Linked DNA regions of Mus musculus: all the other regions are linked to region 1. Evidence: chromatin loops called from intact Hi-C (ENCODE). Cell type or tissue: heart. All regions are shown on one strand. Region 1 has its middle 29 kb from the start of Gm3716. Region 2 has its middle 2.8 kb from the start of Gm26761. Region 3 overlaps Tbc1d1 (TBC1 domain family, member 1). Region 4 has its middle 23 kb from the start of Gm3716. Region 5 overlaps Gm52815 (a long non-coding RNA gene). Region 6 has its middle 15 kb from the start of Gm31889.

What was found. Peaks named below come from ENCODE experiments on the same cell type or tissue, not always from the same donor. Only the 100,000 strongest peaks of a DNase experiment are listed, where the experiment ranks them.
Region 2: a loop joins it to region 1, with 5 times the contacts of the local background. A loop is called at or near these places in 2 of 42 quality-filtered maps.
Region 3: a loop joins it to region 1, with 2.6 times the contacts of the local background. A loop is called at or near these places in 2 of 42 quality-filtered maps.
Region 4: it touches region 1 in a loop (2.3-fold over the local background); 3 of 42 quality-filtered maps call a loop at or near these places.
Region 5: it touches region 1 in a loop (2.0-fold over the local background); 5 of 42 quality-filtered maps call a loop at or near these places.
Region 6: a loop joins it to region 1, with 2.8 times the contacts of the local background. A loop is called at or near these places in 3 of 42 quality-filtered maps.

The regions. Positions count from the first base shown.
Region 1 is chr5:64,579,680-64,584,679 of GRCm38, reverse strand. No RefSeq gene overlaps it. Among named protein-coding and RNA genes, the nearest start is that of Gm3716, 29 kb to the left of the region's middle. In heart, CTCF peaks have their summits at 3,044 (motif pointing left) and 4,935; DNase peaks (open chromatin) are centred at 3,059, 3,389, 3,689 and 4,709; H3K4me3 peaks cover 525 bases; H3K27ac peaks cover 2,091 bases.
Region 2 is chr5:64,699,707-64,704,706 of GRCm38, reverse strand. No RefSeq gene overlaps it. Among named protein-coding and RNA genes, the nearest start is that of Gm26761, 2.8 kb to the right of the region's middle. In heart, no CTCF peak of the experiment used is centred here; DNase peaks (open chromatin) are centred at 416, 1,386, 2,706 and 3,286; H3K4me3 peaks cover 324 bases; H3K27ac peaks cover 1,562 bases.
Region 3 is chr5:64,287,501-64,292,500 of GRCm38, reverse strand. The region is part of intron 14 of Tbc1d1 (TBC1 domain family, member 1); the gene reads right to left. Among named protein-coding and RNA genes, the nearest start is that of Gm38634, 33 kb to the right of the region's middle. In heart, a CTCF peak has its summit at 3,064 (motif pointing left); DNase peaks (open chromatin) are centred at 600, 2,390, 3,080 and 4,270; H3K27ac peaks cover 783 bases.
Region 4 is chr5:64,631,609-64,636,608 of GRCm38, reverse strand. No RefSeq gene overlaps it. Among named protein-coding and RNA genes, the nearest start is that of Gm3716, 23 kb to the right of the region's middle. In heart, no CTCF peak of the experiment used is centred here; a DNase peak (open chromatin) is centred at 2,418.
Region 5 is chr5:64,503,476-64,508,475 of GRCm38, reverse strand. It overlaps Gm52815 (a long non-coding RNA gene), which reads right to left. Exons shown (of 3, transcript XR_003955927.1): 3 at 2,696-5,000. Among named protein-coding and RNA genes, the nearest start is that of Gm52815, 10 kb to the right of the region's middle. In heart, a CTCF peak has its summit at 3,048; DNase peaks (open chromatin) are centred at 2,095, 3,065 and 4,805; H3K4me3 peaks cover 1,517 bases; H3K27ac peaks cover 3,107 bases.
Region 6 is chr5:64,861,880-64,866,879 of GRCm38, reverse strand. No RefSeq gene overlaps it. Among named protein-coding and RNA genes, the nearest start is that of Gm31889, 15 kb to the left of the region's middle. In heart, a CTCF peak has its summit at 55 (motif pointing right); DNase peaks (open chromatin) are centred at 49, 2,009, 4,399, 4,749 and 1 weaker place; H3K27ac peaks cover 2,318 bases.

The sequences.
Region 1 (5,000 bases):
TCTGAGATGTAGTTTCTCTTACAGTTTACTTATGAGATTCACATACCACGAATTGTTCTCTCTCTCTCTCTCTCTCTCTCTCTCTCTCTCTCTCTCTCTCTCTCTCTCTCTTTCTCTCTCTCTCTCCTTGTTTCTTTCTCTGAATTGGTGTCATCCAATCAGATAGAGCAAATGATGAAACAGGAGCCAAGGCCAGATGTCTCTGCAGGAGACACCAGTGTTGGCTTCCATTGTGGAGGGAAGACAGTGACTTCTTCCAGAACATCTTTTTGTGCTGACAGGCATAGAAGGAATAATACTAACAAGAACCAACATTTCTGGCAGCCACATAGGCTGGGTATTGTCTTGGGTGTTTTGGAAGAAGGCAGGTAGTCTGGTCCAGAGCTCAGTTTCTATGCTCTCTGCTGTAGTACATCTGGCCCTCCAAACAACCACAGACTTAAAGTATTTCTTTTAATAAACATTCTTATTCTTGTCATCATTCCCTAAAATTTGTAACAAGTAATTTCATGACATTAGGTATTATAAGCAATTATAAACACATTGTATGTATAAGTGTGTGTGTCTATGTGTGAGAATGTGTGTGTCTGTGTGTATGTATATGTTTGTGTGAGTATATATGTATGTGTATGATTATGTGTGTGTATGTCTGTGTGTGTATTGAACTCTACTGGGTTCTTTACTTATAGCTGCATTTAACCTGATAGCAGCCTTGAACGTGCTGCATCTGGGTTTATAGTGAGTCAGAAGCTGATACAGGATGCTTCTGTCCCACTCTTCTGATGGCCTCTGTAGGGTCACTCACTAGCCTTCTCCCCCTTTCTGTGTGTCCTAGACTTCTGTGGGTGATGGGTCCCAGCCTTTCATTTCTTCATTTCATTATGGTTGGAAGTTGCCAACAGCAGGTAGGGCTAGAAGTGATAGTGTCACAGGTTCGCCTGGGTTTGGCAAGGGCTGTGACTGTAGCCACCGCATTTCCATGGCTACAGATCTCACCGGGTTCTCAACGGTAAACTTCAGTCTGCCCCTCCAGGCCTAGGAAGACAAAATTTCTCCATGAGTATCTGTTGGCAGCGTACAACAGACTGGACTTGGATGGTCCCCTCCTCAACTACTCCATAGCTGCATCCTTCAGTTACCTTGTGAGAATCTTTGCTGTTGGTCCCTGGATAAGTTACCTGAAACGTAGAGAACTTCACAGCACTTCCAGCTGAGGACTCTCTTTCCCTCTTTCTGTCCCTCCCTCCTCCTTCTCTTTCATCTCTGCTCTAGAGTCCTGCAGATCTAATTACAAAGTCTAGTCTGGTCACCAACGAGTTGTGTGACCTTAGGCAAGTTACTTACCTCATCCCCTCCTCGCAAAGATGCACTTTTCATATATAACAAAAAGATAGTGGTTTGCACGTATGGAAAGAGCTAACACAAGCTAAGAGCTAACATAAGCTAACCTAGCCGGTGTGAGCACGTGGTGAGCAGTTGGTTGAGTTGGAAAGGGCACATATTATAGAGAAATGCCAAATTATGTAGTTCAGTTATGAAGTCAGTTTCTCTGGGATTTTAATTATTGAGCTGATGAGTATCTCTTCAAAGATGACAACTGAAAGTGTAGATAGTGACATGAAGAAGTCTGAGGAGATCTTTCGGGAAGATGCTTTATCTTAAATATGTAAAGCCTAATATGTAACACTTTGTTAGAGCTGGAGAGATGGCTTGGTGGGCAAGAGCCCTTGCTCTGCAAACATGAGGACCTGAGTTCAAATTCCCAGTGCTCTCAAGAGAAGCTGCGCATAGCTGTGCATGCCTGTAAACTCAGCGCTGAAGGGCAGAGAAGGGCAGATTCCCCAGAGCTCACTGGCCAGCCAAGTCTAGCTAATATGGTGAGCTTCTGGTCCAGGGAGAAACCCTGTCTGAGAGCTGTAGGATGAAGAGTGATAGATGCTCTGATCTAGCTGCTGAGTATATGCACACGGGAGGACACACACATACATAAACACACACACGCAATCCAACATGTAATGGCAGTTTTAGTAATCCAAAGGAAATAATCAGACAAAGAGGAATGTACAAACATGACTGAATGATTATTATTAATACTTGGAGTTAAAGAATTCTTAGAAACCTGGGTAATGGATGTGACTGATACAGAAAAGTGACCACAGCACACTAAAAAAGGGTCAGTTGCCAATGGACCTTCTGTTCTGTATTTTTGAAAAACATTAGAAGAGGGGAAATGGAAAAAATATATTTTGAAATAACATCTGGGTAATAGGATCACAGGTGATATCCCCCCCGCCCCCCCCCCCGTCTTGTTTTTCCTGTTTCTCGTGACTTTTCTATGAGTATTGATGACAGGATCATCCTAAGCTGAAAACAGCAAAACTCTGAACTCACGTGGCACAACAGCTCAGCACTGTAGAGCTGATGCCTGAGAGCTTCCTGGCTCTTCCTTCATGGTTTACATGTGGCAGCTTCTGCACCCGTTATCACATCTGTATCGAATCCCTACACCCCAGTCATCACATCTGTATCGAATCCCTGCACCCCAGTCATCACATCTGTATCGAATCCCTGCACCCCTGTTATCACATTGCATTTGATCTTAGCCATATTTTCGTTTTTATCCCTACACCCCTATTATTATATATGTCTTTAACCCCTGCATGACCAAGTACTGCACATACATTCAAAGAAAGAAGTGGACAAGAAGGACTGCTAGGAGGTGGGGTGGGGTGGAGGGAAAGGACAAAAGGCCTGATTTGGGTCCTGTGACTGACCATACCTAGCTGGAAAGTGGATGGGGAGACAGAGTCTGGGAAACAGGATCGAAATCTGCCACTTTTGCAATGTCTGCCATGGCCAGCTACTGATTTTATAACCACTGGAATTTAAAAACCAGTTGTTTCCTTTATCCTTGACTCCTTCGATGTTTTCTCCTTCCCGCCACCCTCCACCTACTCAGGCTGCAACCATCAGCAAATTCACAGTCAACTGAGCCAAAAGGCTGAGGGGGAGACCAGAGAAGAGGCTGCAGCCGCCTCCTGGTGGGAGTGGAGCGATGGGCAGCGAGCCACAGGGCTGGGAACCAGCTTCTCTGTTCCGCTGACCTCATCTGGTCCTTCTGGTCCGAGGTTCTGGCTATGAATGTTTATCAGTGAAGACTTTGACAACTTCAGTAATAATATTTTCTAGGCTGTGCAGAGCTAGCCTGGGTATCTCATACAGAGAGACCTTTGGTTGCCCTCACCAAATAAACAGTTGCCCACAATCCCCACAAAGACAAGGGCTTAGGTTGCCTGGGTTCAAGTCTTGACTGGTGAGACCCTTGTGCCATGTCCCTGGACCATAAGCTGTGTTTGTTTCCTCCCCTGCAAAACAAGAATCCCCAGACTGTGCATTTCATAGGCAACTGGTGAAAGGTGGGCGGAGTCAACCTCTGTCAAGCGCTCAGAAGGCGCTTATCACACAGTGAGGGCTATGGAATGGAAAAATAAAATAAAAAAATAAGTAAACAAGAGAAAGAGCCTTAGGGTGTCTGGGTCCTGTGTGTTTGAAGCTACTTCTCGATCCATACAAAGCTGCAAGGAAGGGGCTGAACTTTTTTTCCTTTGTTCCTTGCTGGCTGAAGCGCACATGTCCTCTGTGGATTGGAGGAGGGTGCACAAGCCATACACATCTGTTGAGATGCCGGAGCAGCTGAAGGAACTCTTGGGGAGCCAGAGGCTATCACTGCCCTTACTAGAGATGGGGAACTGAGGCTGTAGATATGGGCCACAGCCACAGGCCTGGAAATGATGGAGCTGAGATTCCAGCTGGGCCTGTGACTCCCAAACCTGGACAGCCCCTATATTAAGCATAATACTTTTCCCAGACAAATTTTGACAAATCCTGAGGTTCACATTTACATCAATGCTCATTTTTAAAAGGGATCTATTTCTTTATTTTATTTTATTTTATTTTTTTTTTTATTTTTGGCTTTTCAAGACAGGGTTTCTTTGTGTAGCTCTGGCTGTCCTGGAATTTGCAGAGATCAGCCTGCCTCGGCCTCTGAGTGCTGGAATTAAAAACATCCACTACAACCAACCGGACTGGATTTATTTCTTCATATTCAACTTAGCAAGTCCAGAAGTTCAAGGCCAGCTCTGGCCAGCTGAAATAATGATTAACATCAGGGTTATCTTACAGGTCCAAAGTCCTCCCAGCAAACATCCTTTCTGCCCTTAGAATTTGTTGGTGGCCATCTCTGTGAAAGCCTCCCTCAAAGAGAAAAAAGAACTCTTGCCTGGTCGGAGTATTTTACTAAGGACTGCCATCACATCTGAGCAAACCACAGGCATTCAAAGAGGCGTCCCTAGTCCTATCCCTTTAAGAGAAAAGAAAGAAAGAATGACTCAGCCCCACCCTACCCCACCCTGTGCCTGCAAAGCTCTGGAGTCTGTGATGCCCAAGACAGAGCCAAGATAAGAAGAGTTGGAAACAAATTGAACTTAACAAAACAAAAAACAAGCCCTGTTGTTACCAGCTCCTAGGCACTTCTACCCTAAGTTGCAGTGTCCTAGGAAACGTGAACCAGGGTCACCTCTGGCCCCATTTGGGCCTTCTTCCTGGCCCCACCCCAAGCATAGCAACCCTGCCAGAAAACAGGCGCTGCCTCCATCAGCTCCCACCTCCCCCCTCCACGCATCTTTCCCCTTTTATATTGCTGGCTTCATAATGGTTTTCCTCCTGCTGCTGTGGGGTGAGAGGGTGTAAATGCCCCGGAGCAGCTGCGGGGAGCTCTCCAGTGCGGATCCTGTGGGTGGGGCCGGCAGTAGGCAGGAGAGACCAGGAGGGAGATTAGGTGAAACATTAGCCCTGGCCTTTTGGACACGGTCCAGTGTCTTTCAATGATTTCTTTGTGTGCTTTGGGTGCTGGGCTTGTTTGGCAGGGGACGGGCACCCATTAGAAGATTTCACAATGATTTGCCATGTTACAGTTCTAAACATGTCAACTCCTCACCGAG
Region 2 (5,000 bases), 120 kb before region 1:
GTGGACACAGACTATAGTCTTGCATAGGTCTCTGTGAGCATTTATTAAACTTGAGCTTAATCCTCCTGTAGGCATTAGGAGGAGGCCTTTGGACACAGAGAATGGTTGGTTTCCTGAAGCAATACCTTGGGAATTTGTCTTGGGATCTGAGGGGGTGATATCCGAAGTTGTTATGTAGATCCTGATCTTAGGGAAATTGCTGGAAGCCTCTAGTATGCACAGGAAGCTTGGGCTCTTGGCCCAATCGGCTCAGAGTCTAAATATTTGGAAGACGAATACTTGGAAATACATTTAAACATTTAAAGCATTTTATTTGTTTTTGCAGTGATTCTCATTGTGAGTGTGATACGATCCTTCAGCAAGGCTGTAGCTGCTGCAGATGCAAGCCCGGGCACAGGCTCCAGCTCAGGGCTTGGAGGGGAGCCAGAGGCGCATGGCTATTGGCTAATGCCCACACCCGGGGTTGTTACTCCCATCCCTTGCCTTCAACACCTGCATCTGAAAGTCATACTAAGGGTCTGAACCAACTCGGCAGTAAAACTGGGAATGGACCACACACACACACACACACACACACACACACACACACACACACCATTTTTCATACCAATCATTACATTACACATTCTGTCAGTGCTGAATGTGTCCTGTTGTCACCAGTTGTCCTCCCAAAATGTCCTGTGGTCACTCTTTCTCTCTGACCAACCAGGTGACACACTTTTCAGCAAGTAGATGTTAAGAGGATGTAAACTAACATGAATGCATTAGGTTATGTAAAACATAATTAGGGAGAGAAGCAGCCCGCATGTTTACAGGACTCAAGCAATGGAATTTTCCACATTCTTTTAATATCTACTTGCACTGTAGGACTTAAATAATATGAACTGTTGACCTGGACTGATCACATTATCTAGATAGTAGCCAAATATCTCCTTTGCCTACTTTGCTGTATCATACATGGGAGTGGGTATTTGGCTTCATTTCTGAAGTTTGTAGAAAGGGGTGGGGCAGGCAGATGGGCTGAGGTGACTGTGGGTGTGCACCTGGCCTTGGTAATTGCTGTGGTACTGAGGTGTCTCAGACAACAATGATAATAACCATCTCTATAGAATTGGGGCTGCAGTCTCAACAGTAAAAATTATATTAAACTGGGCTTCATGCCCAGACTACCGGCTTCAAATAAACAATGTGAGGAAAACATTTTTTTTTTGGGAGGAGCTAAATCAAGCGCTCAGGAAGCCAAGGGAGACAGAGAGGTGCTCCAGTCAAGGAGAAACACTCCCCCCTGCTCACAACACGCCACCCAACATTTGCATGATCAAGTCAATTGACTTGAAAGTCTAACCAGAATCCCATTGACTGTCCCTTGCGCAACCCCTCCTATTGTCAGGCTGCTCAGGGACCTTCTTACTGCTTCCCAAGCCGAGTGGAGCTTGCAAGCGTAATTTCCCAGCCCTCTGGGTTGAAGGCTCCTGGTAGAACAGTGCATGTCAGTGTCTCTCCCAGCACGGCTGTGTGACGTAGATGAATGCGGGACAGGCCATCTGCTGTTGAAGAGGGTGACAGACAGAGTCTGCTCCATTGTGGCAGATGACTCCCCCAGTGCTGGCCAGCTGGCTTAGAGTAGACCAAATTGGACAAGGTAACTGATGTCCAGCAACTCTCTGAGGGAACTCTCTTCTATGTTTGTATTTATCTCTGCTTTCAGACACACACAGACACACACGCACACACACACACACACACACACACACACACACACACACACACACACACACACACTTTTCAAAATGAGAAAGTGTATTCTATTGACAGAGCAAGAGCAGAGACCATGGATAGCTCCGGGCTATGGAAGAATTGGTGGCACTGCGGACCCTGCGGCTAGCTAATGGTTTATCTCTTAATCCCAGCACTCGGGAGATAGAGGCAGGTGGATTTCTGAGTTTGAGGCTAGCCTGGTCTACAAAGTGAGTTCCAGGACAGCCAGGGCTACACAGAGAAACCCTGTCTCAAAAAAAAAAAAAAAAAAAAAAAAAAAAAAAAAAAAAAAAACCAAAACCAAAACCAAAACAACAAAACAAAAAACCCAAAAATACCCCAAACAAACAAACAAACAAACAAACAAAAGAGCTAACTGGATCATGGTTTTACCCTCTCCCCTCCTCCTCTCTCTAATTCTAGAATTTTCACAATGAACATCTAAGACACTTGTCATGCAAATCTTCCAGTTTGGGGACTTTTCTGTTTTTGTTTTTTCTTTCTCTTCTCAGTATTGGATAAGGAACCTAAGGCCTTGAACAAAAGGGGCAAATGTCCTACCAGAGTTCTAGATGTGTCTTCAGGAGGCAGAATCTCACTAAGTAGCTTAAGTTAGCCTTGGACTTGCTTCATAGTCTAGGCTGGTCTTTAATTTTTAATCTTTCAGCCTCTGTCCCCTGAGGGCTGCAGTTTTCAGTGTGTGCTACCATGCCTAGCTGTTCCTAGGACCATCTGGCTCAAGACTTGACTCTTTTCCCTTCCAGGTCTCTAGACTGAGGACCTGTCCTTGCAGGCTCCAGCAGCCTTCAGACTTGTCAGCTGGTTTCCGGGTGGGTCTAGCCAGTGTGAAGCCCAGGACCTGGAGAGCAGCAGGAAGGGAACGGGCATTTCCCCTCTTCCTTTGTGCAGGGGTGGGATCCTTGGCAGCTTCTGTGGCTCTTCTATGAGCTCTCACCAGCCCACACGATTCCAGCTTCCTGTGAGCGATGCCAGCCCCTGGGCTCTCGTCCCATGGCTTCCCCTCTTTGTCCCTCCCTCCTAGGAGTGGCAGCGACTTCCTGCTGTGGCTAGTCTCAGGATTGCTTCATCCCCTCTTGTTTGCCTTCTGGGTTTCTTTTCATCTCCCTGCATTAAATTTCCTCTGTTTTAAATATTCAGAGCGGCTTCTGTCTTCCTGGTTGGGCTCTCACACAAAGAAACAAAAATGTACTTAAAACAAAGGCGAAGGCGGCCAAAGAATTCAGGGGAACAGGAGTTGAGAAGAAATGGAAGAAACAGGATTTCACAGAGCCTGGCAGAACACTGGATATCCAGCAGCCGGAAGGAGTTCTGTTTCGAGGCATGCATATTCAAATACAGATACTTTCCTTGAGGTCATCAGCTCCCGAAGTAAAGGCGAACCATATGCTAGATAAAGGAAAGAAGAGCAGGAGAAAGGTTTTGGGTCCTAAGACACAAGTGCCAGTCCACGGCTCGTAGTGGATGCTGTGGATGGCTACAGGCTCCGTTCTACCCCGTCCCTCACGGCAGAGCAGCTGTGTTTACATGGGACTGGTCCTGCCTTCAGCTTCTGGGTTGTGGCCTTGATTGGCCCTGGTCATGGGCTCACATGTGGACATGTAGGTCCGTGCCACTCAGTGTGTGCCATCCCCCTGACCCTCGGTAAAATGAAAGCGAAGAGGTAATGCCCCTTCAGAAATTAACTTTCAGTGGCCACCTTTCCTGTTTGTTTTTGAGACAAGGTCTCAAGTGGATACCTAAAGGGGACCTTGGCTTCTGATCCTCTCACTTTTGTCTCAGAGCGCTGGGATTACACGTCATCACCGCACCTCATTTACATGGTGCTGAGGGTTTAACCCAGGGCTTCATGCATGCCAGGTAAACTGTTACCAACTGAGCTACTTCCCTAGCCTCGCTTATTGCTTCTAATTAAAAATCAAACAAGCAGACAAACAACAACAACAACAATGAAACCCCACAAAACAAAACAAGATAAAAACACTAAAAATTAAAAGCTGGCATAAAAATAAAGGCCAATGGGAGACAAACAATGTAGAACAGAGACGGCTTTCTGGTCAACCTGTGCCTGAATCCCGCCCCACCAACAGACTCTTCCTGTTACTTGAACATCTACATTCCTTTTGCCATTTAGTATCATTTGATATGAATTTTGATTCTCTCCACAGAAGATATACAACAATGTGATTTATTGGCTGTGTGTCTTTGGGTCAGTCACTTAATCTTTCTGATCCTCAGATTAGTTATCTAAAGGAATAGGAGGAAATTGTTTTGTAGACTTGTTTGAGGGGTGCTCAATATGAAAATGCTCTCTGTACACTGTAAGCTATTATTTGAATATTCTTATGACTGCATGCGCACTATATTTCAAGTGTTAATGTGGTCCAGTACACACTCCCCCTACCAAAAAAGTGTGCCAACTCTCATGAATGCAATTCTGTTAGATCCACCTCAATGCCGGATTGTGAGTGTCTAAGATGGGGCACCAGCTGCCATTATTCCTGTATGGACAGTTCTAAGTAGTTTATGTTTGAAGTCCCAGGGCCATCTATCTAATCTTGAAAAGGTTTATTTTAAACCCCCTGTCAAGTGGAGGTGACTGGCTAACTCTCCGTGTGACACTCACACATTTCCTTGTAAAAGTGTGTGGTTTGCGCTGCCACCTGGAGCTGCTTCGGAAAGTGGGTGTGTCACATTCCTCTCCCTGCATGAAAGTTCAGGTGTGTCCAGAAAAGACCTGCTGGCCAGCTCTGCCCTCGAAGCTGCTCAGAGTTTCTGCTCAGAAGTGGCTTGAGAGCCTGAGAGAGGCACGTAGGTATGAACTTTTCAAAGGGTATAGCTGAACTTTTCAGCTGGGTTTGTCATGCAGCTCAGTTGATAGAATACTTAACCAGCACGAACACAGCTCTGGGTTTGATTGGCTGTGCTGAGTAAACCAGGCGTGGTGGGATGAGCCTGACACTCCATCACTTAGAAGGTGGAGACAGGAGGATTAGAAGTTCAAGATTATCCGTGGTTGTATAGTAGGTTTGAGACCAGCCAGCGCTATATGAGATCCTAAGTCTAAAACAAAACAAAAATCAAAGAGCAGCAAAGGACACCTTGGGAAGTAAAAGGATATTTAACTTTGTTAAAGACCAGCATCCCACTGTAGTAATAGAATATTAAAGGTAACCATTTGTCTTAGGGTTTCTATTGCAACAAAAACCCACCATGACCAAATA
Region 3 (5,000 bases), 290 kb after region 1:
TGGGCAACTGGAGATTGAATTTAATGCTAATCAGAATTGACTGGAACTGGGCTGCATTAACTAATCAGAACAGAGGAGCCATGGGTATCTCAATCAAGCTGCCCACTATCTTTTTAAAGATGAGTAATGATACCCTGGAATTTAGTATGTGTAAAAGCAGAGACACTAACTGTGTAAGACACACTGGGGATAATTACAATGGCTACTGATAGTATTCAATGAGTGGGTGGGTGTGCAATGGCACCCGATCTGCTATAGGATATATCGATTTTTCATTCTGATGCTATCTTACTGTTCACTTAAAACTTTTGGAAGCCGAGTTTAGGTCGGAAATAATGGGCCCTTTCCTGTAAGTCACTGGGGCTTGAGGCTTCCTCCCCAAATAATTTAATCTCCAGAACTTTGGGGTGATGCCCCGTAGCCTATGTTTCTACAGCTCCCCCAAAGCATTCTGGGGTGTGCTAAGCTTAAGGATCACTGAAAGAGACGCGGCACTTTGCAAATACCACTAACCTATGGCCCTCTGACTGGTTCCCAGGGGTGAAGGCAAACTGTGGGAACCCCAGGGAAGGCTCTTTGGAGATCAGGCTTCCCATGAGCTCACGAGGACAGTACCAGTACCCAAGAGAATCAGACTGAAGTGAAAGCAAAGCAAACAAGGCCAGCCCACAGCAAGAACCTAAGTGCCTCCTCCAGCTCTGGCTTGGCAGAACCAGCCCAGCGTCAGCAGTGCAGTCTCTCCCCACGGGAAGGGCTTCTGCACCAATTCACAATTAAAGTCTTTTTTTTTTCTTCAGGGCTGGGATCACACCCAGACTCACATGTATTCTAGGCAAACCTCTACCATGGTGTCACACCCATAGTCCTAACTCCCTTCCTTCCTTTCTTTCTTTCTTTAAATTTATTAGATATTTTCTTTATTTACATTTCAAAGTTCCCTATACTCTCCCCCCGCCCTGCTCCCCTACCCACCCACTCCCACTTCTTGGCCCTGGCATTCCCCTGTACTGGGGCATATAAAGTTTGCAAGACCAAGGGGCCTCTCTTCCCAATGATGGCCGACTAGGCCATCTTCTGCTACATATGCAGCTAGAGACATGAGCTCTGGGGGTACTAGTTAGTTCATATTGTTGTTCCACCTATAGGGTTGCAGACCCTTTCAGCTCCTTGGGTACTTTCTCTAGCTCCTCCATCGGGGGTCCTGTGTTCCATCCTATAGCTGACTAATGATCATCCACAAAACCCCTTTTCCATCAATGCTCAGAACAGCACTATTCTTAATAGCCAAGAGGTGGAAACAACTCACATTGTCTACTGACTGGGAGACATTAAACAGAATGTAACATGTCCACAGGTCGGAGCATTAGTTTCCATCAGAGAATAAGGCACTGACATGACACAAGACTTAGAGAACATCATGAGAAGTGGGAGGAGCCAGCAGAGGGACCACAAATTCTGTGGATGCATTTACAGGAAGTGTCCAGGATAAGCAAATCTGCAGAGACATGGTAGATTAGTGGCTGCCTGTCAGCTAGGGGTGGGGACAATGGACTGAGAAGTGATGGTTAGAAAATTCTTTATCTAGTGATTTAAGGATTTTTAACTTGTACTACAGTAATTACTATAGTAATAGCTGCTCAGTACTCTGACTGCATCTCTAAAAATAGTAATACTGAACTGTGGGCTTTAAATGGGTGATTTGTACAGTATACAAAATATATCTCAATAGAGTTGCTTTGTAAGTAAAAATAAACTGTGTTTTCCAAGGAAAGAATCCCTTCCCAGAGCTCATGCTGCCCTCCCCTTCGGGGCCATCCCTGTACCTAGGGACGCTAGAGGGTGTAGAGCTTCGGGGCCAGCAGGCTGGTGCAGTAGGAACTGTCAGCAGACATTCACGGGAGGGAAAGCTGGGGGTACAGAACAGTACCTACAGGACATGGAGCCTCTGTGCTGGTCATACTCAGACCAGACTGCACTAAGTCCACAGATTTGATTCCCCTGAAAACACTGTAAACTTCTTGCCATTGTCTTATTTAAACTCAACAGCTTATTGAAACCTTGAATGGTAACAAATTAAGCTAGAGAAGAAAATCACATCTGTAATTCCAGTACTCACAGGATTGGGAGTTCAAGGACAGCCTTAGCTACACAAAGTTCAAGACCAGTATGAACTATGTGAGACCCTGTCCTCGCCACAAAATTTAAAATGAGAATGACAAATCAAAACGTCCACTTTGGACTTTGTCCTGGGGGCATGCTCTGAGCAGTCACTTGACCCTAAGGAGGAAGTCCCTGGCAGCTGGATGCTGCAATCAAGTCCTGGTCACCTGACTCCCAGGACCCCCAGCTCCCACACTGCAGTATAGAAGCCTCAGCTCTACTCCTCGAGCCTTGCTAGCAAGCAGAAGTGGTCGAACTTGCTGTCTGAATTCCAGAGGTGCATCAGGAAAAGCTGACAGGGCTGCCTTAGCAGTGTTAACAAGTGCAGGCAGGAGCAGCCAGCCAAGGCCAGTCACAGTGGCTTCTAGGATGATATGCCAAAGACAACACATACAAAAACAAACACAAAACAGAAGAAAAAACAAAACAAAACCAAAAAACCAAAAACTTCACATGAACAATCAAATCCTTGGTTTGAAAACTCCATCTCAAGACAGATCTTTATTCACCACCGAAAAGCAAAGTTAAATAAAACTGAAGGAAAACCAATCTTGCCAGGGGAGGTGGCACATGCCTGGAACTCCAGTATCTGTGAGGCTAGGGCACAGGCTGCCAAGTAGCACTACAGAGCCAGACCCATCTCAAAGAGGAGAAATTAAAAATAATCACATCTGTCAACTGGACACTACCTGCTTCTGCCGTTGCCATAAAACCCTGAAGAAAGGGAGACTAGTCCCATAAAGTCCTACAGAACCCACAACTCCCTATTCAAATAAGTTACAAGTGGGCAGAAGGACAACTATCTTAACTCAAACACAACAGTACTGGGGAAGAAAGCAAGCTCTTTCTTGGGGATGGGAGAGCAGAGCCACCAAGACCAGGGAGAAACACTGCCACCAAGTGGTGACAGGCTCTCCAGTCACCCGAGGTTGCCTGGTCTTGATGTGGCAGCAATCCCAGTTTTGGAGAACTCACATGAGTCTGGCCTGTGAGAGGACAGCCTGGGTACTTAAGAATCTCCCCAGAAGACCAGGGATAAAGTCCATATGGTTGAGTACTTGCCCCGCAGGCATGCAGCCCTTAGTCCAACCTCCGCACTAAACAACACACAACACAAAAGCCAGAAAGACAAGCTACCAGCACCAAAAACCACCACCACCAAAAATCAGGCACGGGGGCACACCTGTGGCACCCCGGCACTCAGAAGTGGAGGGAGATTCGAGAGTTCAAGGGCAGCATCAGCTATACAGTGAGCTCAGGGGCAGCCTGGCTGACCCAGTCTCAACAATGAAGTCCCCGTGCCCAGTGAAAGACAAGCACTCCTGATCAAGAGAAAATGCAGAGATGGAGACGGCGTTTGCATTATTTCACTTATGTTAGCCATTAAAATCTCCCCGAGGTAAATCAATTTTTGAAAACAAATCAGCCACTAAGTGCTTCCCACCTTTTGCACAGTAACACAGAAGTCACACCGAAGATCCCTTACGCGCTTTAGTCTGGCCTTAAACGTTTACTTCTTGGTTCATGTGCTATCTAACCTAAAGTTCTTCAGGGTTTAGGCCGACCCAGCTGTACTCATAAGCCAAAACAAAACAAAACAAAACTCTCAGCCTTGGCTTTACTGGACTATATACTCACATAAAGGGCTTCAAGTCAATAAATCACTCTTATTTATGCCAAAAAGAGTTTCCTTCCCCTTTTCAAAACATGTCAAAATCTGAAGGCATCTATTGTTGGTAAAATGCACACTGTGATATGAAATACTTAAATGAAAAGAACTAAATGAAGGCTAAAACTGTTCCCTGGCACAAACAGAACAAAAAGATTCTCTCTGTTCCAAGTGGAGAGCTGCCTAAAAATTATTTCATAATGACAAAGAGTTCTCCTTCATATGGTACGCTGAGAAAAGAAACTAAAGGGCACGCAGCACAGACTAGCTAGTTAAGAGCTGGTTTCCAGCATCCTCTGCTGTCCTGACAATGAGGAGAGAGCCCTCGACAAGGAAAGCAGACTTGTGTAGACAGTGCATCTCTGGAACACAGCACTGGGCAAAGCCTGCCTGCAGAGGATGCCAGTAGACCGCTGCTTTCCCAGGTCCATGTTTACCCGCTTACTCGGTATCACTGTTCTCCAGTGCACCCTGCTTTCTTACACACGCATCCTTCTCATAAAAGGTCACTGGCAGCTCAGTGGTGAGCACTGGCCCAGCAGGCCCTGTCTTCGTTCCTGCCACCACAAAGAAAACAAGAAATTCATTGAGAACCGAGATTATTGGAGGCTCTTGGACCTTGGAGAGCCCTGAGTGTAGACTGCAGAGGCCCAGAGACTAGCTAGGCCTGGAAGACTCATATCATACCCACTGTGGCTGCTTTACTCTATGCCCTAACTACTCAAAATGGGCTATTCACAGCAGTATCAGTGGGAAAGAAAGCCTTTCAGAGACAGAGCTTGGGATGCAACTGGTCCCACCTCAACAATCCACCTTTCAACAAGATCACCAAAGGACCCCAATCTCATGAAAGCTAGTGAAATCCACAGACAAAACCACTTAAGAGACAAGTGTGTGCATAACTTTGCCCAGGGACAAGTGTACTGCCACCCACTTGTCTGTGGTAGGGACAACAGTGAGGCTCTGAAGACCAGAGACTTAATTCGAAGGTGGAGCATCGCTGTCCTCTACTCAGAGAAAGCAGTGTGTCTGCGTGCCCTCCGCCTAGCCCTCGGATGAGCACACTCCGCCTGCCACAGCTTCACTCTGATTTACTAGCACCTCTGCCATACCACCCGGGACAGAGTGAATCTTTACCAAGTATGGTCCTTCCAAGTGCTCAGTGCTGAGA
Region 4 (5,000 bases), 52 kb before region 1:
GGCCAGCCTAGACCCAGGGAGTGGTACGTCTTGACAGGAGGCTTTGGCACTGTTCTTTGGGTCCCTCCCTTAAGACAACTAGTAGCTTGATTAGGTAGGGCTGAGGCCAAGCCTTGGGTGGGGCTGGGCTGGGCTGGGCTGGGCTGGGCTGGGATGGACAGGGCTGGGCTGGGCTGGACTGGGCTGAGCCTGGTGGTGGCAGTCTCTATAATATACCGCTTCTCTTTGGCTTGGCTGCACCCTGCTCAATTACTTTGGCTGCGTGACTCTGCTTTAAGCACAGTGATGCAGTCTGCAAACCATAAACAGAATACCCAACAATCAGTTGCCTTTTGACAAGAGCAAATATTAAGGGAATATTAATTTTGTAGGGAAGGGCTATCACAGCACCATCGCTGCCCAGGATAGTGGTGGCTACATATAGTCCTTCCGAAGCTAGACTTTACTGAAAAACATGGCCCTAGCCTGCCCCAGTTTGGTCAAGGTTTCATATCATATTAAATGATGTGTAATAACTTTTGTGTTTGAGTTTTTAAAAAAAGTGTTTAAGTGACTTGTTTCATGACTCATTTAAAAGTAGAGTTAGACTCTCCTAATACTATATGAAAAGAAATCTAGGCAGATTTCAGCTCATTGTGGATTCTGGTCATTGGTTATCTGCTGAATCTAAGAACATGTCCCTCACCTTGTTCTTGCTTCAGTGAGATAATTAATTACTGATTCTACTACATGTTTGTGGGAAAACAAGGTTTGAGCTGATCTCATGCCAAACAAATGCCCAAATGAAAAATAAGACTTCATCGTTTTATAACCTGCCTTGTGGTAAATGTAAACTTTGTTCTAATGTAGCCAAGGACCTGGGGCCAAGTAGGGAAGCAGAGGGAGCAGGTGAGAGATTTTAGCAAACAGGCTTCCAAAGAGTGCCAAACCCCACAGATGGGACAGGAAGAACACCTGACTGAATGGGAGCCTGGTCTTACACAGAGTTTCTTTGTGTAGTTGTGAGTGTGTGTGTGTGTGTGTGTGTGTGTGTGTGTTCCTAGATCAAGACAGTCTGCTCTGCTTCTTGTATAAAACAGCCATTCTACTCTCAGTAAACATATCATTGCTAAACCAGGCAGTGGTGGCACATGCCTTTAATCCCAGCACTTGGAAGGCAGAGACAGGTGGATCTCTCAGTTTGAGGCCAGCTTGGTCTACAGAGTGAGTTTCAAGGACAAGTGGGGCTATACAAAGAAACCCTGTCTCAAAACAAAACAAAACAGAACAAAACACAGCAGTCCGTGGCTGCTTATGGGATGCTCCGCATCAAACCCAGAGTTTTGTGCATCTTGGGCAAATGCTGTACCAACCAAGTTAAATCTCCAGTATTTTTTGCATGTGCTTGCACATGTACTATGGCTCAATTCTCTCATGTGAGTCCCAGGCTGAATGGCAAACGCCTTAGCCTGCTGGACCATCTATCTGGCTGGCCCTTTTTCTACTTTAACCAATGTGTTTTGAAACGAAGCCTTTCAAGTGTTTCTCATGTGATCAGCGCTATGCTTGTCTCTTCATGGCTCAGGGTTCCTCTCTCACTGCCTGTTGCATGCGATTTTGAGAAGTATAAACTGTATTTTAGACAGAATATTCCATAAGCACTCATTTAATTGAGTAGATTGAAAGGGAAGTTCGTGACAGCTCTCTCTGTGCTCATTTCCTGCCAGTTGAACCTCTCAGCTACTGGTGGAGGGATAGTTTAGCTGCCAGCTCCACTCAAGAGATTGGCCTGCTTTTTGTGTTTCTTTCTTCTTTCTTTCTTTCTTTCTTTCTTTCTTTCTTTCTTTCTTTCTTTCTTTCTTTCTTTCTTTCTTTCTCTCTTTCTTCTCAGTCTGGAAGGTTCTTCTGATGCTCTGTGTATCCATCATTTTGTATTGACCTCTCATGCTATTTTCACATAATCAATTGGATGCACTGGATAATGGATAATATGCAAATTGAGGTCAGAGAAATATTTTGCTCAAGATCATCACAGCTAGGAAATGGCAGAGCATGGTTTTGGACCAGGTCTTTTTTAGGTCAAATCCATGTGGGTTACTAAACCCAGCAGGCACTAGAATGCTACAGTCCTGAAATTTTAACTACCAAAGAACGGGAAATGGGGTCTGAAACACATGTGTGTGAAACTTGTGTCACATGTATGTAATGATGCTTGTTTAAAATGTGAGGTAAAGGGAACAAAACCGTATCCGGCCTCCGGGGTCTGCCTGAATTGTATTGAGCAGTCAGCTGAGAGTTGAGATTCGGTGTAAGATGAGGTGTGTGTCTGTGTTATAGTCTCCTCTACTCAGATGTCGTTAGCTTCATGCTTATTGGTTCTCTTATCTTCTTTCTCAAGGAATCATCACAGCCCATCTGGAAGATCCATCAGTTCTAACGGGGCTGGGCCTGCCTCCAGGATGTGGGAGATTGGCTCCAGAGCTGACACAGGGCTGCTTCCCCCCCCCCCGCCCCCCCAGGATGGAGCTCTGGAGGGAAATTCTGAATTGTTTTCTTTTGGGGACAGTCAGGTGGGGGTGGGGAGAGGAAGATTGGGCCATTTATCTTCTATAGACATTGCCGAGATCCCAGCACTGGGGAGCCACATCACCCAAATCTCCAATTATGAACACCACAGTATTGTTTTTCCTTTAGCATCCAGATGTTGGAAGCTAGAAGATACCTTTGAAATCAGTGCTGCCTTGCTTTTGTCAAGGTTTTAGTTAGCACTAACACGCTATAAGATTCTGGCTGTATTTATGTCTAAACGCCTTCTGAAATATCCTATCATCTGGAGGCATGTCATATACATTAGTACGCTTGGATCCTCACTGTGAATAACCTGACTATCAAACTATTAATAAGCATAAAGTGTGGCCACCCAGCACACCTGGGACCTCCTCCACTGCCTATCCAGATAGCTTCCCGAGAGAGTAGAGTATAAGCATCCTCTACTATGCATTTTTCCAACAATCTTCTGAGCTCGCTTTAGGGTACCTGAAGTTCTACTGCAGGGGATGATGGTGGTGGTCGTCGTGTACTGGTTTTAACTAATAAAATGTGCTGATTTTTGTGTTTTTGAATTTATTTCTTTTAGATTTATGTATTGTGTTAGTGTGTGTGTGTGTGTGTGTGTGTGTGTGTGTGTGTGTATGAGAGAGAGGGAGAGGGAGAGAGAGAGAGAGAGAGAGAGAGAGAGAGAGAGAGAGAGATCAGAGGACAGCTTGATGAAGTGGAGTCTCTCTTCCTACAGTGTGCATCTGGGCATCAAACACAAGTACTTTTACTCTCTGGCCCCTAGCGAAAATCTTGACACGAAAATCCAATTGTACTCTCCTTGTTTGCGCTACCTTATAACTCAGATACCTTCGCATGGCTGGCTTATAGTTTGTAGGACCATGGTGAAAGTACAGGCCTCTTTGCTAAGACACATGAAGCTGGCCCTGCCTTCAGCGGTGACCGAGGCTTCTTAGACTGTTCTTACAGCACTGTCCCCATCTTAATGTCCCTGGACTGGGCCACATCCAGGAAGTAGGCTTTAGCTCTCGATGAGCTCTTAGTGGTGCTATTGGCTTATCATATTGCTAGAGTCATGGTGGTGGCCAAGTGACTGTATTGTGCTTCCAATGGTGACCACATGCTTGGCTGAGGCGGCTTAAGAGAGGAGCAGCTGATTTTGGCTCACAGTTCCAGGTGTACAGTCTATCAGAGTGGAGAAGAGGCATGGTGAAGCCATAGGCTTCAAGATCAGCCTTCCTATGATCTGCTTCCATGAGTGAGCCCCACCCACCCACCCACCCACTTTGGTTCTATAACTTCCCCAAGAGTGGCATCAGCTGGAGACCAAGTGTTCAAATACAAGAGGCTGTGGGGCACAGTTCACAGTCAGACTACACTGAAGCCGCACATGTTTTAAACAGCGCAGACTTAATTCGTAGAAAATAGTTGAATCAATTGTGTGGTAGTCTACCCCAATGACTTTCCAAATGACTAAAAACTAACATTTATTTTATTTTGATTATATGAAAGTGCTTGAAGAAGGAGAATGTTGGTGGGCAATGGCCTTGGCTCTGAGATCCTCTGCAAAGGCTAGAGGTAGTTTTAGGCAGGGAAACACATTTTCCCAACAAAGCCCCAGGGAAACACAAGCATCGGTCCAAGGAAAACATCATCTGCCAACATGGGATTTGGAAAGGGCGTGGCCTCATGAAGGAGGTTCCTGTGGGCAGGGTGCAGACCCAGCCAATAGTTGAGGCCAGAACCCAAGTCACAGGGTGAACTGGACAGGGAAGATTGCAGGCAGGCTGCTGAGACTTGCCCGAAACCAGCTATCTGACTCGGCCAGGATGGAGAATTGTGAGGGTCTCAGGAAAGCAGGGCAGGACCTGGGTGGGGTCAGACTCTCCGGAGAAACTCTGCAGAGCCTGCAGTTCACACTAACATTCTGCATGGTGGGACAGTGCATCGGGTATAGTCCCTAGCACTTGACCTGTAGGAAGGAATTCCCAAATGGGAGCATGTAGCTCATTCGGGGCATGTCAAGACAGATGACTAGTTCCACCCCAAGAGTTTTGATTCAGAAACTTGCTACTCCTTTCTGCTTTCTTCTAAAGCCCAGCCAAGGCTTTCTCTTGGGATGGGGAGTGAGGGGTGGTAGTAGAGGTTGGGGGTGGGAGGTCTGGACTTCTGGCAGGACATCTTCCCTTTCTTAATTGTTTCATCTCTGCACTTTCCCACCTCAATGTGTTTGGGACTAGTGCAGGACAGGGACTAGATCTGAGTTGAACAAATCACTTTATTGCTCCATAGCATTTAATGACACGCACATGCACACAAATACACAAGCACATCTATTATTGAGGCTGGGGCTGTAGTAGCTCTGTTGATGGGGCTGGGAGAGTAACACAGTTGTTGTTTAATTTCCTTCACACACACACACACACACACACACACACACACTCTCTCTCTCTCTCTCTCTCTCT
Region 5 (5,000 bases), 76 kb after region 1:
TCTGGTCCGTTCTACCTCTTACGTGTCTCCTAGGTAGGTCCCATCCCCCTCTCTGTGACACACAGGTCATTGCCCTCTGTTCATTCCCACCACCGTGGCCCATGCTTCGACCTCCATCATCTCTCATTTGCACTCAGTAGGTCTTCATCTTCATTGTCCTGTTTCCTGTCTTTCCCGCCATTCATCTTCTACCTAGCCTCAGATCTGTCTTCTCCAAAGTGCACGACTAAGCATAATATTGTCTCACTTAAGATCCATAGCCCTTAAACTTTGATTTTTTTTTAAAACTCCAGTGTGGGTGAGTATCACCCAGCAAGCTTGTGAAAACAGGGTGGTGCTGGACCCTTCTGGAATGTTCTTCATGGCTTCTTTATTTGCTGAATTCCTGAGTAAAGTTTCTTGTCTCCTGCACATACTGTGAACACTGAGTGCTGCTATTTTACTGAGTCTTCCTAGAGAGCATCAGGTACCATTACCCTCCCATCTTCCCAGCATCGTGTATTTGATGCACGTGGGGCTCATGCAGGCTTAGAACCTTGTTCAGAGTACACAGGTACTATATGAAGGAGCCAGAATTTCTCCTGACTTTAGCACCTGGACTGTTATTCAAGGAGATATTCAACTAATGGTAATTAAATAAACGAATTATATTTATTAACATCAGGTAAAATTTGTGCCTTGACTAGGAAAATAAAAAACATTCTAAATGATTTAAGTTCTTCATGATATGTTAACCTGAGATACAGCTATCATTTGATACTAGGTGCACTGTTTCTTTTATCATCACTGTGACAAGATTCCTAAGAGGCCAGCTTACAAGGAGAGGGCTTTGTTTGGGCCCATGGTTTCAGAGGCCTCAATCCATTATGGTGGGAAAACATGGAGGGATATCTTACATCATGGAAGCCAAGAAGGGGGGCAATGCTGGCATTTTACATTTCTCTTTCTCCCTTTTATTCAACCCGTGCCCTGTGGGATGGAGCCCACCACATTCAGGCTGTCTTCTCTCCCCATCCTCCTTGGACGTATCCTGGCAGACACATCCAGGGATGAGTGTCATTGCTACTTAGGGGATTCTAAGTCCAGTCAAGTCGATGAGGCAGATTAACCATCAAACAAGACACCAGGTCCGTCTGTGACAATGTGTGTGTCTATATGCTACTCAGGTATCACTGTATTTTAAGGGCAAGAGCCTGAAGGATGGAGAGCTAGATATCATTGCTCTCTACTTTAACGGGGCCACCATTTATCCATTTCTTTCTCTCTTCTCTTTTCTTTATTTCTGTCTTCTTCCTCCTCCTCTTCCTCCTCCTCCTCTTTCTTTTTCTCCTTTCTTACTCTTTGTTGAGACAGGTTTTTTTTTTTCTATGTAGCATTGGCTATCCTGGAACTTGCACTGGAGACCAGACTGGCCTTGAACTCACAGAGATCCAACCTTCCTCTGCCTTTAGAGTGCTGAGATTAAAGGAGCATGTTACCACTGCCTGGCCGTTTGTCCACTTCTATCTGGCTACCCCCATTACTTCTTTGCATTTGTTTGTTTGTTTGGTTTGGTTTTTTTGCATAGGGTTTCACTATGTAATACAACGTGGTGAATGACCAGAATCTTGATGGATCTTGGTGAATTCTTTGATGAATCTCCAAGAAATTCACGGGCTCTGCCATAATTCACGGGCTCTGCCATGTGAGTAGCACCTACAGGTGCCTGAGACCCAAGCCTGTACCATTGGAGAAGCCAGAACTAGCGCAGCTTCCAAGCCTTGAGGTGGTCTCAGGAAGTCAACGGGAGAAGTCCTGTGCTGCTTGCACTCAGGGTGGCCCTTTGTCCTGCTTGCTGAGTTCTCCTTTCTCAACAGAAGCCAGCAGCCAAGCCTGGCTCCTTCATGAGATTTTTTTTTCCTCCCTTGGATGCAGCAGAGACCTCTTTCTACAAGTCCCAGAACTGTTTTCCCGGCTTTACAAACGAGGAAGCATGAATCTCTGTAGAGAAGCCTGCAGCCACTGGTTCTAAATGTTGAAGGAGAAAAATGAATGTATTCTTAGCCTGGACCTGCTAAGGACAGACCATGCACTGACACTTCCTGCCGGGTGCACCTTTCCTCCTCTTGCACACATGCTCCCCCTGCTGCCGGAAGCTGGAAGTGCGCCCGTGGGTGGGGCTGCGAGGACCACCTTAGCCCATGTTAATGCCCGCGTCAAAAAATTCCAAAGGAGTGACCAAAGACGAAATCATAGTCTTAAGATTCTTCCAAAGGTTCCGAATAAAGCTTTTCTTTTTCCATATCAGACATAGGCTTTGTAATAAAGGATGAATGTACACCTCCGTACCCTTCCTTAAAGGGTTAAATGAACGCAAGGACTTCAGGGTTAGAGTCGGTCACAGTTCCAGGATTTGATGAGCCTCGGCTTCTTTACCTGTACTTTGAACACAGTGACATTGTGCATCTCACAGCATAATTGTGGAACACATCCATGAATAGGAGTGTGCTAAATGTTATAACATAAACAAAATTACTGTGTGCTGTCTCTTCTAACATCCTCTTTCCCTCTCCTGCCTCCCCCTCCTTTCCCTCTCCTTTCCTCTTCTTTCTATCCCAGCTCCTCTTTCTCTCCCATTTTTAAAAACATATTTAAGTGGACATTATTTTGAAGCAGCTTAACCCTCCCACACCCCAAAAGGAAGGAAGGCAAAGAAAGTTCAGCCACAAACCGGAAGTAACAGAAAAAAAAAAAAAAGCCAACCCGTATCTCTGGCAAAACAGTAAAAAAGTGAAAGAAAGAAAGGAAGAAAGAAAAAATAAAGCAGTTTTAGGCTTTCGGGAGATCAAGTTCTATTTAGCTAACATGGGTTGCCAGCCTGGCTTGACCCCCTAAGTAGGGGGTTTTAGAGATGACTGGATAATTCTTGACCTCCGTTTGACCTCATAAATAGGAATTCTCATTCGGCATTGTAGGAGCTCTGGAGCTAGTAGGTTCCTGCCTTTTTAAATGTAGGTCTCTCCTCCTTTTCGCCGGTGGCAGTGGGCGGGCATGGGCTCGCGGCAGGGAGGGGCCGCCACGCCTGCGCCCTCCTGGGAGCCGCCCTGCCCTGCTGCTGCTGCTGCTCCTGCGGGCAGCTCAGGGCCCCGCTGGCTCCCTCCCTTCCTCTAGCAGCTCTGCCACGTGGTAGATTGGCTACTTCTGGGAATGTGAGAAAGCACTCCAATGAGGGCCATACCAAGAACTTTACAGCTCTATAAATTGTGTTAAACTTTCCTTACAAGCGTCTGTTTAGAGGAGACGAACCCTTAGATATTCTCTATAGCACAAGAAAACAGGGGCGACGGGACCAATCAGGACAGTGCTGGCTGTTGTGCTTGCTTAGTTCTTGAAAATGTTATAGCATTCTTTTGTCTTTTCCTTCTTGGGGGGTGGGGGGTGGGGGAGCGGTTTAAGGTAAGGAGGGGAGGGTCTAAAAAAGATGCGGGTGAACATCACCTCACCAGCTTTCATGGAAGTTTCTGCCCTAGGACTGAGGAAGAAGACAGCAGCCTTTCTGGCCCTGAACTTCTCCAAGTAAAGTGCTTGGGGAAAGGGGACCTATGTCTCTCTTTAGAGTAGCCCAAGTATATGGTACAGTGACATGGAATCAAATAAACGCATTCTTAAGGTTGGATCTTGCCACGACTTAGGCTGTGTGTTTTGAAACCGCTTAGCCAATGACCTCCCACTGTGCATGTGCAATGGAAACCTCTGTGTGTGTGTGTGTGTGTGTGTGTGTGTGTGTGTGTGTGTGTGTGTGTGTTGACCATGCGCCTGTCAACAGGAGAAGTCAGCCTGTGGTATTGATGGGAAGAGTGAAGAGGGCAAGGCCACAGAGCTGGTTTCCTGGGAAGGCCAGCCTAGGTCAAGGTCTGAATGCCGTATTCGGTACCAGTGATGATGGGTCTGCCAGCAATCCTTCATGGTAAATTAAACAACTGGCATTTGAAAACATAAGTCAAAATAAACATTTAACCTATTTATTATGTATTTATTTTACAAATTACACTGGGTGTGTTTCCAATGCAAAAACACACACACACACACACACACACACACACACACACACTCGGGTACCCTCTTAAGTAGAGAGCACATTTTAAATTAAAATTTTATTTTAATAGGTCATTTATTTCTACAATTCAAAAGTCAAATTTTAGAACACACTGTACCTGAAAGGTCTTGCCTAAACCTCCCTCACATCATCTGATTTCTTCAGGTTCTTTTTTTCCTTCATCGATAACCATTTTTTTAAATGTTACTTGTTTATGAAATTCTTGTAGATTCAGAGCCTGACCGTAAGTTGAGTCGCACACGGTTATGTTTTGAATTGGGTCTCTTTAAGTGGTATCTGGCTGGCCTAAACAACCTGCCTCTTGCCGGGGACCCCCAGGGACCACCGAGGACCCAGGAGATGGGCTACAAGAAAGAGAACCTGAGAGTTGAAGCTGCTATAGGGGAATAGGGTGACTCCATATGTTCTTCAAGAATCCAGCCAGACGAGGCTGGTTCGTCGAGTGAGTCCTGGGATTCTTGCCTGCTACTGATGGGAGTTGCTGGCTAGCTTCACAGGGAAAAGCTGTCTCAGGGGAGCTGCAAGGAAGCCCGGGACAGGTACAGGTCAGATCACACAGATCCAGCCCTCCCACAGCTTAAGGGTTTGCTCGGAAGAAAGAACCCCATACAGAGCTGGACTCTCCAGAGGTTCTCCAGCTTGAACAAGGCCGATCAGCTGGCAGGCAGGGGTAGGCTGCAGAATCAGCTTTTTGTCTTGTTTGGACTTCTGCCAGGTCTGTTGCAACAAAGTGCAGCCAAGGGCAGAAGTTTCCCATTTTGGGGGTGATAGATGCTGGAAAGCTGAGAGTCTGTGCACGTCTGAGGCTTGAGAGTGATGATCTGTTCCAGAACTTTCTCCTTGCCTTGTACTTACTTGTCTGATTTCTGTGTCTTCACCCTTTTGTGTTTGTCTGGATTCCCAA
Region 6 (5,000 bases), 280 kb before region 1:
GACCTTAAAGCCCAGCTCTTGCTAGAGTCCTTGTTTTTTCCTGGGTCTCCAGCAGAGGGCACCCATGACTTAAATTATGTGGGTTCCCACTTGGAAAAAAAAAAAAACCCGGATCCTAAACCTTCCTTTGTCCATTAGTCTTGAAATATTTCTAGCGTACTAACTGAAGGAAAGATCCATGGGAACAAGTAAGTTGATGTTTCAGAATATTTCTTGGAGGACTTGAAAAGGGGGCATTTAACCAAGAGCCTAACAAATGAGGCTTATTCCCAGACACTACACTAGGAAAGCCTGCTCCCCATTGACTTGCAAACGCTTGACGGTATGGAGCAAAGCCCTGTGTTTAGTAGGGTTTGGGGCATTCAGCCTTCCACACCTGTGTGTTAGGGAGTTTTCTTTCTAGGGGTATTTGTCACATCCTTTGCAGGAAATTACCTCAGAGGGACAATCCTGGAAGGCCACACTGGAGGTCAGATACAGAACTCCCCCTTGCATAGAGTCTCTGTGAGGGGAATCTCTGCATTTCTTTACCCTTTCGGTACACACAGTTAACAATGAGTGTGATCTGTTTTTATTTTATGTTCACTGGTGTTTTGCCTGCATGTACATCTGTGTAAGAGTGCCAGATCTCCTAAAGCTGGAGTTGCAGCTATAAGCTACCACATGGGTGTCAGGAATTGAACCAGAGTCCTCCGGAAGAACAGCCAGTGCTCTTAACCAGTGAGTCATCTCTCTAGCTCCCTCTTTTTCGGTGTTCAAGACAGGGTTAGTCTTTGTGGTCCTGGACCTCTGTACTAAGCTGACCTGAACTCAGAAATCAGACTGCCTCTGCCTCCCAAGGACTAGGATTAAAGCCGTGCGCCACTCGAGAGCTTTTAGGGCAAATGGGCCAAGTTTTTTTTCTGGTTGTAAGAAAGTCCCGCCAACCTTCTGCACATGACCCAGCTACTCTGAGGAGACCTGATAATTTTGGGGGATCCTCAGCAGTCTGTCTGCTATAGTGTACTTGTATCCTATGAAGCCCATGTACGAAAGTCACAAGGTGATATAAGGTACTGAGGTCCTGAACGGGTGGGGCCGTGGTGTCCCGCCTCTTCTTGCTGGAACAATCACAGCATGAACCATCCCCATGACCACAGGTGGGCAGATACCAGATCTGTTAGTGCCTCGGTCTTGAACTTCCAAATTCCCAAACTCTCAACAACATATTTCTGTTGTTTGTAAAGGGTCTAAGTTTGCGACATTTTATTGCAGCAGTCAAAATAGACAAAGACACCCCCAAAGTGACTCCTTTTCTGTGCATCCTGTGACATAAGAAAGTGGACTCAGTGTTAACTCACAGGCTGCCCTGGTGGCAGCCTCCAGCCAGGGGCTAGGTTCAGAACTTAGTTCTTCCTCTTGTGGGCTCATCAGCAGCCCCTGAGCAGCCTGCTTACTGGCTCTGGACCACAGCTTCCTCACTAGCGAAATGAAAACAGTGAGCTTCGCCCTCAGCATGATCCACAAATAAGGTAAGGATCTGAGGCTTAGTGGGGGACGCAGGGCAAGCACTCTGTATGCCTCAGCGGCTGCATCTGTGCAAATCAGGGCTCCATGGAAAGGAACTTTGTCATCTCTCATTGCCGAGGTCTTCACTGATGTCCCAGCAATTTCTTCTACTCTGGGTGACACGACCAAACTTCAGTCTTCCCCAGGGAGCATGACACCCCTCCCTCTATCTTTCCCAAATGCAAACTCCCCCCACTTCTGGGTGGTGTAGAAATTCTGCTCACTGGAGTCAGGTGCCTAGGCACTTGTCCCTCAGAACCGACCAGCTTGGAGGTCAGCTGAAGTTCAGGAGGGCCTCTGTTCTAGTCACTGTTTATAGATCTGCCAGAGTTTGTAAGTCAAAGGCCCATTTGGGGCCTCCAGAGCCAAGGCCAAGAGGGCAAGCACACAATGCAGCCCTTCTTTGGAGGCCTTGTTTACCTTCCGGGAGCAGGCAGGGTGTGGCAAGAACTTCTGGGTGGCGAGAATTACAGGGTGTGGTGAGAATGTTGGGTGTGGCTGCCCAGGCCAGGCCTTGAAGAAAGCTGCCAAGCAACAAGGCAGGGGACCCAGTGGCCCAGGTCTGACTGACTGTGGGGAAGTGGCTGGTGGTGTCTGCTGAGGCCTGGCTCTGCGGTAGAGTAACTAATGCCCTGACTCCCTCACTTGCCAAACACAATAATAGGGTAACAGACCAAGAAGGTACTTCACTCAGCATGGCCCTCCATAGCTTTCCTGTCATGTTAAAAAGTAAGCCCCAGGGGGCTTCGTGAGAGTCTTGGTGCCCACATTAACTATTTTTTTTTAAAGATTTATTTATTTTATTTATATGGGTACACTGTTGCTGTCTTCAGACAGAACCAGAAGAGGGCATCAGATCCCATTACAGACGGTTGTGAGCCACCATGTGGTTGCTGGGAATTGAACTCAGGACCTCTGGAAAGAGCAGTCAGTGCTCTTTACCACTGAGCCAGCCCCCCCTCCCCCGCCTCCCCCCCCCCCTATTCATTTTGGGACCTTGGTGAAATGGCTGGAGATTCTAATGTGACATGTAGCATTTCTTCCATCCAAGCTTTGGACTGAGCCTGGATCCATCTAGGATCAAGTGACCAGAGACCTTCAACCATCCATGAGAATGTTATTTTGGAGACTGTAGAAGCTCTGGTAGGGTTTTGGGGAGAGATGAGTCTGACCTGGGAGCCAGGAAGCCACTCTCTATCCTCTAACTAACTCACTGGATGAGATATCCACCCGGAATAAGATCCAAGGGAGAGACAGAAATCCACTCCATAGTTTTATTGTAAAGACCACCGGCCATATATCCAGATGATGTTCCAACTGGTAATAAGAACACATGCTCCACTATGTTTATAGCAGCCTTATTTATAATAGCCAGAAGCTGGAAAGAACCCAGATGCCCCTCAACAGAGGAATGGATATAGAAAATGTGCTACATTTACACAATGGAGTATTACTCAGCTATTAAAAACAATGAATTTATGAAATTCCTAGCCAAATGGATGGATCTGGAGGGCATCATCCTGAGTGAGGTAACCCAATCACAAAAGAACTCACATGGTATACACTCACTGATAAGTGGATATTAGCCCAGAAACTTAGAATACCCAAGAAGATACAATTTACAAAACACATGAAACTCAAGAAGAAGGAAGACCAAAGTGTGGACACTTCCCCCCTTTTTAGAATTGGAAACAAAACCCCCATGGAAGGAGTTATAGAGACAAAGTTTGGAGCTGAGATGAAAGGATGGACCATCCAGAGACTGCCCCACCCGGGGGTCCACCCCATAATCAGCCACCAAACGCAAACATTATTGCATACGCCAGCAAGATTTTGCTGAAAGGACCCTGATATAGCTGTCTCTTGTGAGGCTATGCCGGGGCCTAGCAAACACAGAAGTGGATGCTCACAGTCAGCTATTGGATGGAACACAGGGCCCCCAATGGAGGAGCTAGAAAAAGTACCCAAGGAGCTGAAGGGGTCTGCAACCCTATAGGTGGAACAACAATATGAACTAACTAGGACCCCTAGATCTCATGTCTCTAGCTGCATATGTATCAGAAGATAGTCTAGTCTGCCATCATTGGAAGAGAGGCTCCTTGGTCTTGCAAACTTTATATGCCCCAGTACAGGGGAACGCCAGGGCCAAGAAGTGGGAGTGAGTGGGTGTGTGTGGGGGGAGGGTATGGGGGACTTTTGGGATAGCACTGGAAAGGTAAATGAAGAAAATACCTAATAAAAATTAAAAAAAAAAAAAAAGACCTTCATCCTAGCTGCCTAGAAGCCAGTCTTCTTTCGGGATAGCATTTGAAATGTAAATGAAGTAAATACCTAATAAAAAAATTGGAAAAATAAATAAATAAAAGGGCCACCGGCTTAGGACAGGTCTGGAACAGGGAAGCTTCTGTAGAGACCAAGCCATTCACCCTCCCCAGGTATGGCTCAGACGTGTCCAAACTTCAAGCCCATGACCCACATGTACCCAGGATATGCGGGTCATATGTATGAATGCAGCCCAGCTCAAAATCTTAGTTACTTCAAGCATTCTAAGATCATTTACAATTAAAAAACAAAACAAAAAAAAAAATCAACTCTATTGTGTGGTTCTGGAGGCAGCGCAATCCCTGGGGTACTTGGCACCCCAGACTTTCTGGGGTTAGAGAAACACTGCAAGACCGTGTGAAGTTCCCATGTCAACTTTTTAGGGCTCCATGTTCACCCACACCCACAGCCATTGTCACCCAAAGGTTTTAAGCCCTATGTAAATGTTGATCACACAAATCTGTCTTCCCGGGCCTGACTGTCTGAGCGCTGTCTGGGGGTGCTCCAAGTTGCTACTTTGGATTCAAGCCAAAAAAGACCGAGTCGGTTGCATGAGAAAACAGATGGTCTACGACTGTAACAGCAACAAGGCTGGGAGTGAATCCCAGCTTTGAGGGCTTTCGTTTTGGGGATTTCTCTATCTGGAGAAGATATAAAATACAGAAAAGCACAGTTCTTGGTGCGTCCTGCAAGTGAGGTCTTACAGGGACCTCCAGTGTGGGATGGATGTTCCCGGAACAATAAGAGTGTGGAGAGTGACCCAGAGGCCTGGTGATGGGATTGAAGGTGGGCTAGCCTGGCTTTAGGGTCTTGTTGTAGGTGTAGGAGAAGCAGGTGTCGGACTTGAGGGACCTTCCAGACCTTGGCAAGATTGCGCAATGGTTTGAAGGAAACAAACTGGATGCCCCGCCAGTTCCCAGAACAGTCTGAGAAGCTCTGTGAGGACCTCGGACTCTTGTGGTTAGAGAGAGACTTCCGGACGAAGGCTTGGGCCTGGGAGTAGGAGTTTGAACTAGAGCTTGCTCCACCCCCACCCCACCCTGCTTCCAGGTATTACAGGGAGAACCAGAGGGCAAAGTCCAAACGGAGCTGAAGCATGAAGAAACGCTTTAGGAATCCACAGCCAGAAA